2 separate regions of the Mus musculus genome follow, and region 2 is linked to region 1. A link is a loop called in an ENCODE intact Hi-C map of the cell type or tissue named here. Cell type or tissue: left cerebral cortex. All regions are shown on one strand.

What was found. Peaks named below come from ENCODE experiments on the same cell type or tissue, not always from the same donor. Only the 100,000 strongest peaks of a DNase experiment are listed, where the experiment ranks them.
Region 2: it touches region 1 in a loop (2.9-fold over the local background); 3 of 42 quality-filtered maps call a loop at or near these places.

The regions. Positions count from the first base shown.
Region 1 is chr6:70,909,899-70,913,898 of GRCm38, reverse strand. Tex37 (testis expressed 37) reads left to right here. Exons shown (of 4, transcript NM_028825.3): 4 at 213-810. The coding sequence ends at 635. Among named protein-coding and RNA genes, the nearest start is that of Tex37, 7.0 kb to the left of the region's middle. In left cerebral cortex, no CTCF peak of the experiment used is centred here; a DNase peak (open chromatin) is centred at 1,641; H3K4me3 peaks cover 421 bases.
Region 2 is chr6:71,123,208-71,127,207 of GRCm38, reverse strand. It overlaps Rpl34-ps1 (ribosomal protein L34, pseudogene 1), which reads right to left and starts at 2,619. Exons shown (of 1, transcript NM_001199350.1): 1 at 2,207-2,619. The coding sequence starts at 2,598. The coding sequence ends at 2,245. In left cerebral cortex, a CTCF peak has its summit at 1,853 (motif pointing right); a DNase peak (open chromatin) is centred at 1,860.

The sequences.
Region 1 (4,000 bases):
GTGCACAGGACCATCCTCTCCCAGCACACGCACAAACAAAATAAAAATGTTTTGGGTGCTGGGTCCCCTGTAGGAGCAGCCAGTGCTCTCGATCTTCAAGTCATCTCTCCAGCCCTGAACTTAACATTCTTAACAGTAGTGTGGATTTTGTCCTGAATGCGTTGAGGGGCCCTGCCTCAGCGACCTTTTCAGTCTTCTCTTTGTTTCTCCAGCAGGCCAAGCTTGACGCTCAGCTCCAGAGCAAAGAGTTTTACCAGCCCAAGCCCAACCCCAACCCCAAGCTGGAGGAAGGCTATCCTGCTTTCAGAAGACCCTACATGACTGCCCTAGACTTGGGAGTCCCTGGCTTCTTCCCGCCACAAGAACGGGTAACTACTAGGAAGGATGACGGCAGGTTTACCACCACCTGCCATTATGCTTACCCAGCATCCCTGGCGCTGTACCTGGCCCAGCAAGACCCCTACTGGCTTCACCAGAGGGCCGACTTCCCATGCCTCATGGAACCGGAGCGGCAGCCTGCTCCAGAAGTGGGCAAAGGCTACCTTCTACTCCCTGGCTGTCTCTGTGACCATCACCAGAGAGTCAAGGTCCCCATCTTGAATAGGTGGGGCCCCTTGATGCCATTTTACCAGTAGACGTGTGAGAATACCCGCTGTTTCAACGTATGAAGGAATTCCATGCCAATGCTCACAGAGAAAGCACCAAAAAATAAACTGGGAAAGATGTTCCTTATGCGAAGGGGTATTGTTTCATAGTCCCGGCCTCATCTCGGAGGGAAGGAAGGAGGAAAAATTGGTGCATGTGCTGAACTGAATTGGTGTCATTTTTATTTTTTCTACCTTTTGGGGTGTGTATAGAATGTATGTAGATGTGTATGTGTGTGAGTGGTGACACATGTTCACATGTGGAAGTCAGAGGACAATCTCAGTCCTCTTTTTTTTGTTTTGTGTTTTTTGTTTTTCAAGACAGGGTTTCTCTGTATAGCCCTGGCTGTCCTGGAACTCACTTTGTAGACCAGGCTGGCCTCGAACTCAGAAATACGCCTGCCTCTGCCTCCCGTGTGCGCCACCATGCCCGGCTCTCCTCCTTCTTTTTAAAGATGTATTTATTTAGTATGCATACAGTGTTGTGCCTGCATTTATGTTTGGGCAGAAGCTCTCACTCATATAGAGGGCACAGGATCTCATTAGAGACAGATGGTTATGAGCTACCATGTGGTTTGAATTGAACTCGGGTCCTCTGAAGAGCAGCCTGTGCCCTTAATCTCTGAGCCATCTCTCCAACGCTCCTTCTTGTTGTCTGAAGTATACCGGTTGCGGGCACATTCTTAGCCATGATAAACCTCTGAGTGCTGCTCTATAACAGGAACCACAGTATCCCCTGAGGTTGTCAAGGAGACTAGAAGTGGATTTCACAAACGTTACCTATGCATCATCTATTTGTCTCTTTCTGTCTGGTCCGTCCATCCATCTGTCCGTCTGTTCCATCCATTCCATCCTAGTACCCTAGGATGGGATTTTCTATGTGGACGCACATAAGAAAGCAAGCCTCCCAGGAGCCCCGCCCACCGGCAGCTCAGCAGTATGCGTCAGGGAGGTAATTAGTGGAACCGGCTGACTGCTCCACGCACCCACCTGCCACCAGGTCCCTCTGCCAGACTCTCCTCACAGTATTCAAGCCCAGCCTCCCGCATCTGTTTCTCCAATGATTGGGTTGCTTGTACATGGTTGCCTGGATGAGTTTCCTCATCCCGTAGGTGCAGTAACGGGCATTGTCCTAGCCTTTTCCTCTAAGTCTGTCATCCCCAGGTACCCAGTCTGGGTTTTTTAGTTCCCTTCCCCGCGGCTCTTTACACCAACAATTCCTGGCGCCACTCCTCGCTGGGCTGGAGCCAGATTCCTGACATAACTAGTAAAATCGATATAGCATTCCTTTTTTTTTTTTTTTAAGGTCTTTGCAAACTCAGGGGCCACGCTGTGCCCCGACTCCAGGCAGACTCAGATGGGGATGGGTGGGTTGGTTGTGACTGACTCACAAATTTGCTATGCCCCGCCTCCGGGGGTGCTCCGCAGTCTAAGGTCAAAGTCCTGGAAGGAAGGAGATAATCCCAGCCCCTTTCCCACAACACTATCCCAACCCAAACCCTCCTCTATCTAATAGGAACTGAAGGGAAGTTTCTATCCCTGTTTCTGTCCTCCTCCATGTCTCCCCTCGTTTCTTCAAGGACAGTTCTTGGCTACTTCAATCACAACCGTATGCATAATAGGTTGGTGGCATCTAATCCTGGATGCTAGTGCCTGCCTGGCAGTGCATACTGATGGTGCATACCATCTCACCTGGCGTTCTTTGTAGCAGGTTTTAATAGGCTGGGTTTAACTTGTTTGTTGAGACAGGGTTTCACTAACAGCTCTTGCTGGCTGGGAACTCACTATATAGACCAGACTGGTCTAGAATTGATCAAGATTGGTTGGAAACTACTTCCTGAGCATTGGGATTAAAGAAGTGTCCCACAATCGTCCCACCAAAGTCGCCTGGTCTTTGCAAGTCTGTGTTCTTTCTCTTTCCTGCCTCTTCCGTTTTCACCCACGTGGAAACCTGAGACTCATCAAAGGGAGCCGTTCTCTTTCTACCTTTCTATCCAACCAGAGGGAAGGACTCTCAGAGTTCTGCAGATGTGCAGAGGTTTTCTTGGGGGTGCGGTGAGGTGGGATGGCTCTTTAATCTACAGTCTAGCCATCAGATCTCCACGTGAATCCAGGGGGAATGTACTCACATTCGAGCTGAGGGAAGTAAACCCCGACTTCATTCTCTTGAACCCCAGGTTTGTATGAGATCCTGCAACACAAGTCGCATCTCTTATTTAAGTCTTCACACTATGTTATCTGCAGTAGATATAGATTAGAGAGCTGAAAGACAGTTGTAAACAAGAATCCAGAAGCTGTGATTCCAGAAGACACTGTCCTGTCACCAGTCACTCCTGGGGGACGGGACGGGACGGGACGGGACGGGACGGGGGGGGGGGGGGGGGGACGGGGGACAGGATGGGGGGGGAGCCTTCAGGGATTTTGAGAAGCAAGACAGGGACTTGTTATGCAAATATGGGTGGCCTGAGAGGCAGGTGGGTTATTATTAAAAGCTACTGCAATTCTGTTAGCTATGTGATCTTGTTCCCTGGCATGAAAAACAGCAACGGAAAATAATTGTTTTTACCAAGGACCTAGTAAAATTAAAGGTCATGTCAAATTCTATAAAAGAGTACAAATCTGAGATCCCTTAAGATATTGTAAATATTTCCTTTCTTCGTGTGTGTGTGTGTGTGTGTGTGTGTGTGTGTGTGTGTGTGTGTGTGCTGTGTTTTTTGAGACAGACAGGCTCTAGCTGGCCTCAGAAATTTTTATGGAACCGAAACTGGCTTTACATTTCTGAACCTTCTTTCAGTGGCATGTAGAACCAATCCCAGCAGAAGCAGGTGAGGTTGAGGCCAGCGTGGTCTTCATACTGAGTTCCAGGTCAGCCAACCAGACATACATAGTAAGACTCCTTTCTGTTAGTAAGTAAGTAAGTAAATAAATAATAAGATTCCGACCTCCTGCCTCTACCTCCCAAATGCTTGGATTCAAGGTGTGAAAACACCCGGTCCTAGTTTTGTCCTTTTGTTCAGTTCCCACGATTGGCAGGTGGTAGAACACGAGGTGGTCTGAAAACTATTATATTTTTGAAAAGCAGTTCACCCCAAGGCGAAGTTTAGGAATGGCTTGTATAGACACTCTATAGCCATGACAACAATTCATCTGCAGGAAACTGTTTTGATTTGTTGCTATCACAACCTTCCACCTCCCGGAAACTTGTATTTGCCGTTTATCTTCCTAAAGTACCATTTAAAAATTCCATGTCTGCTTCTTGACTCCTTAGACACACTACCCACAGTGTGAATGTCCCCTTTTATCCAGCTATTGAGTAATTCTTTAGAAGATCCTTGAAGAGATGAGTCCGTATTGTC
Region 2 (4,000 bases), 210 kb before region 1:
GAATACTGGACCTATTGGGGTGGGGGATGGTAGGGCCATGCTAAAGGAACAATAGTGACCCCTTACAGGCAATATAGCACATCACAGTTCCTGGAATACTACCATCCACAGTATCAGACACATGGAACCACTAGGGGCCACTTACCAAATGAGTGTGACAGATTAAATGCTCAGGGGCCACCGTACTGCTTGAGACCTATGACTATGTCTTACTATCGTTTTGCATTTGTGCATGTGCTGTTGGAGACAGGGTCTGTTGTTCACTGCTGCCTAGGGCAGTCTAGCCGGCCTGAAGACTTCCTGGGATCCCTGTCTTTTCCTCTCGTCTTGCTGCAGGAGTGCTGGGATTGCACACTGCCTCATCTGGCCTTTACTTGGGATCAGGGGATCCAAATTTAGGTTCTTGGGCTTGCAAAGCAAGTACTTTACCCTCTGAGCTCTCTCCCCAGCCCTTTAACTTTTGTAAAACAAAACAAAAGAACAACAACAACACACTGCTGACCTCCTTCTTCAGTGACAGGGTCCTGAGAGAGGACCGGGATATTAGAAGATAAAGAAGGTAATCAAGCTTGTGAGCAGGAGGTCTTGCACAAGCTATGCCTTATGCCTAGCAAGCTTATTAGAAAGTACAGCATCCTATACACTATTTCCAGAGGAGATAAGGGACAGAGTCAGCAGAAACTATAATACAGTGGGACAAAGTCACATGAGGCTTATCAAGCAGTGTTGGAGAAGGGGAGCCCAAGGTGCCTCAAGAGCAGTACAGACTGAGCACACACTGTCTCAGGAATGATAACCCCCAGTCTTTTCAGGGGGGAAGGCAAGTTCCTAGGAACGGAAGCTAACTCGTTTGAGGCCCAGGTCTCAGCCCCAGGCTGTCCTTGCCAAGTCAGCTCCTGAGCAAGGACAGAGAACTAGGTTCCTTTTGTCTTTTCATCGGGGCCTCTGAGAAAGCCTTGGATCAGTCTGGCTCTCAGCACAGACCATCCTGGGCACTGAACAATTGTTTGGCAATTTTCAGATACTTTTGTAGAGCAAGAGCCCTGTGGGCACTATTGAGGTGGTTCAGCAGGCAAAGCCCTTGTGCACATGTCTGGTCACCTGAGTTTTGTCCCTAGAACCCACATAAAGGTGGTAGGAGAGAATCTACTCACATCGTATACATGCAATAATAATACATACAAGTAAACAAATTGTAAGAGGTCATAACGTTTTCCTAATATCACCTACAATATGTCCGTTGCTGCTTTACAGAAATTAATTCATGGGATCCGGATGGCAGTGTGACAAGTCCATTTTACAAAGGAGCCAACTGGGATTCTGGGAGATGATGGCTTTGAGTTCTGTGTGAAGTGTTCATTGAAGCTACTCTGGAGAGCCAGTGGGGTTCCCTTGGGTTTCCAGCCTCCTCCTAGTCTCCACTCCTCTTTGCCCCCCTTTTCTTTATCCCTGGTCCCCCTCACCTGTCTTTGCTTTGTGTGAGAACCTGGCTGTGCTTTCCTAGACGGCCCACCTCCTAATAGTCCCACCCTCTAAAGGCCAGGCATTGAAACACATGCATGTGTGGGGGCCTTGTAACAGGTGCAGTGTCAAGATTTAAAGCAGAGCTTGGCTGCTAGGCCACCTGTTGAGGGTCACTTCTCCCTCATCTCTTATCTTCCTATTGTCTCTGATCCAAGGCTCACTCCTCATCAGGGATCATGTTGCTTGTAAAACCGATTCAGCTTAAGTATCTCTGGTTCAGACCCCAGCAGCGTGTAAGCAACCCTGCAAGCAAAGGTGAGCACTCTCTGGCTCCCTTGGGGAAAAGAAGCCTTCCAAATCCACTGGAAAGCCTGGCAATAATTCTCCCAGCCAGCAGAGGGCAGCAGAACACATCCAAAGTCCTTGCTTTAAAGTAGGTGGGGCTGGCCAATCCAACCACACTCCTGTCATTGCTCATGGGCAAACCACCTGTCTGACTTTATTTTCTGAAGTCTGGGGACCCTGAAGGTTTGAGGGTTGAACTTAGTACCTTGCACATGCTAGGCAGGTGCTCTACTACTGAGTCATATCTAGGCTTGTCCCAGAGGACAACCTCAGGTGCTGTTCAGCAGGCTCTGCCCTGTTTTATTTTATTTTTTTTAGACAGGCTCTTTCATTGTTCTGGAGCTTTCTTTTTTTTTTTTTTTTTTTTTTTTTTTTTTTTTTTTTTTTTTTTTTTAGATCAAGTCTTGATTTTTATTACTTAAAAAATGTGCATATCTATTTTGCTTTCTGACTCTGTGCTTGTGCCTTCAACACTTTCACAACGATTTTCTGCTCCTCAATAAGGAAAGCCCGCTTGATCCTGTCACGGACACACTTGGCACACATGGAGCCGCCATAGGCCCTGCTGACGTGCTTCTGTGTCTTAGACAGTCTCATAAGGACTTTGGGCCGCACAGCACGAACCCCTCGAAGTCTGCCTGGGCACACGCCACATGCGGATTTAGGTGCTTTCCCAACCTTCTTGGTGTAGAGGTAAACAATCCTGTTGCCAGGGGTTCGAGACAGCCTAGTTTTGTTAGAGGCTGTGTTGTAGGAAAGCCTACGGCGGTATGTCAAACGCTGGACCATCCTGAGTGCCTCTGAGCACCGTCCCCGGAAGAGTTCTGGAGCTTTCTAAGCAGCAAAGCTGGTTAGTCAGCAAGTCCTGGATTCCATAAAAAATAACTTAAAAATTTAAAAAAATGTATTGCATCTTATTATTGGTGCCTCTCTCTCTCCTTTTAAAAGTTCACATATGCCTCGTGTGTGTGTGTGTGTGTGTGTGTGTGTGTGTGTGCCCTCGCGTGCGTCCGTCTGTCTGTCTGTCTGTCTGTCTGTCTGTGATTTCTGAGAGAGCAATAGTAGCTGGAGATGGGGAGACCCAGTAAGCAAGCCCATGTCTGTGCAAAGGCCAGAGGAGGAGTCAGGTGTCCCATTCTGTGACTCTCCATCATATTCCCTTGAGGCAGCATCTCTCATTGAACCTGGAGCTAGGCTAGCAGGGAGCAAGCCACAACCATCAATCACCTGTCTCCACCACCAGAGAGCTGGTGTAAAACTTCTTACTGACACGCTTCCGTACTGCTTCAACTAGGAAAAGCAGACGTAAACACAGAATCAAGAAAGTCAAAATAACCTTGTCACTGTGTAACACGCATGTGCTGGTACCAAGACTGTGGTGGACTCCAGCAGTGTCCTCCCGGCACATGATCATTGTGGGTGTCTATTGATAAGCTTTTCTTCCATTTGTGCTGCAGGAACACCCTAGTCACAGCAGCTGGGAGGTCATTTCCCTTCTCTCAGAGCCAGCTTAGCCCAGTGCCTCAGCCTCCTGTGTGACAGAGTTTCTGGCTGGTGATTGTGGATTCAGATATAAATGCAGACACTGAAATTATGCAGTGACTTGATTTTTAAGTCATTCAGATGGATCTAGAAAATTATTTGAAAAAAATAGTGTACAAACTCACACACATGAAATGCATTGCTGCTGGAGAAGTGTGTGTGTGTGTGGTGTGGTGTGTGGTGTGTGTGTGTGTGTGTTTAGGCCAGAGAACAACCTCCTGTGTTGTTCCTCAGGTGCTGTCATTTTTTATTTATTTATTTTTTTTGACACAGTATCTCATTGACCTGGAGCTGGTTGGTCAGCAAGTCCTAGATTCCTGGATTCCCTTTTGAGAAATCTCTCTCTCAGTCCTTACTTCTTATAGGTGAGCAAGTTGAGTCTCAGACAGGACCTCTGCCTTAGCCTTAGTACACAGATCATCAGGGTGGGGCAAATGAGATCCAGTGTGCACAGCCATTTCTCCTGATAAGACCCTCAGTCAGTCAGAACAGACTTGGTTCTGGAGAAGGAGCCTGGGTATGGATTCTTGAGGGAACAGTCATGGTAGTGTGGGGACTTCCCTGGAGGTATCTAGTCACCAGCTTCCAAATCTGAGGAAATGAGAGAGTACTGGTGTGCACAGCCCCTGGGAAAAGCCGACGACCCTAC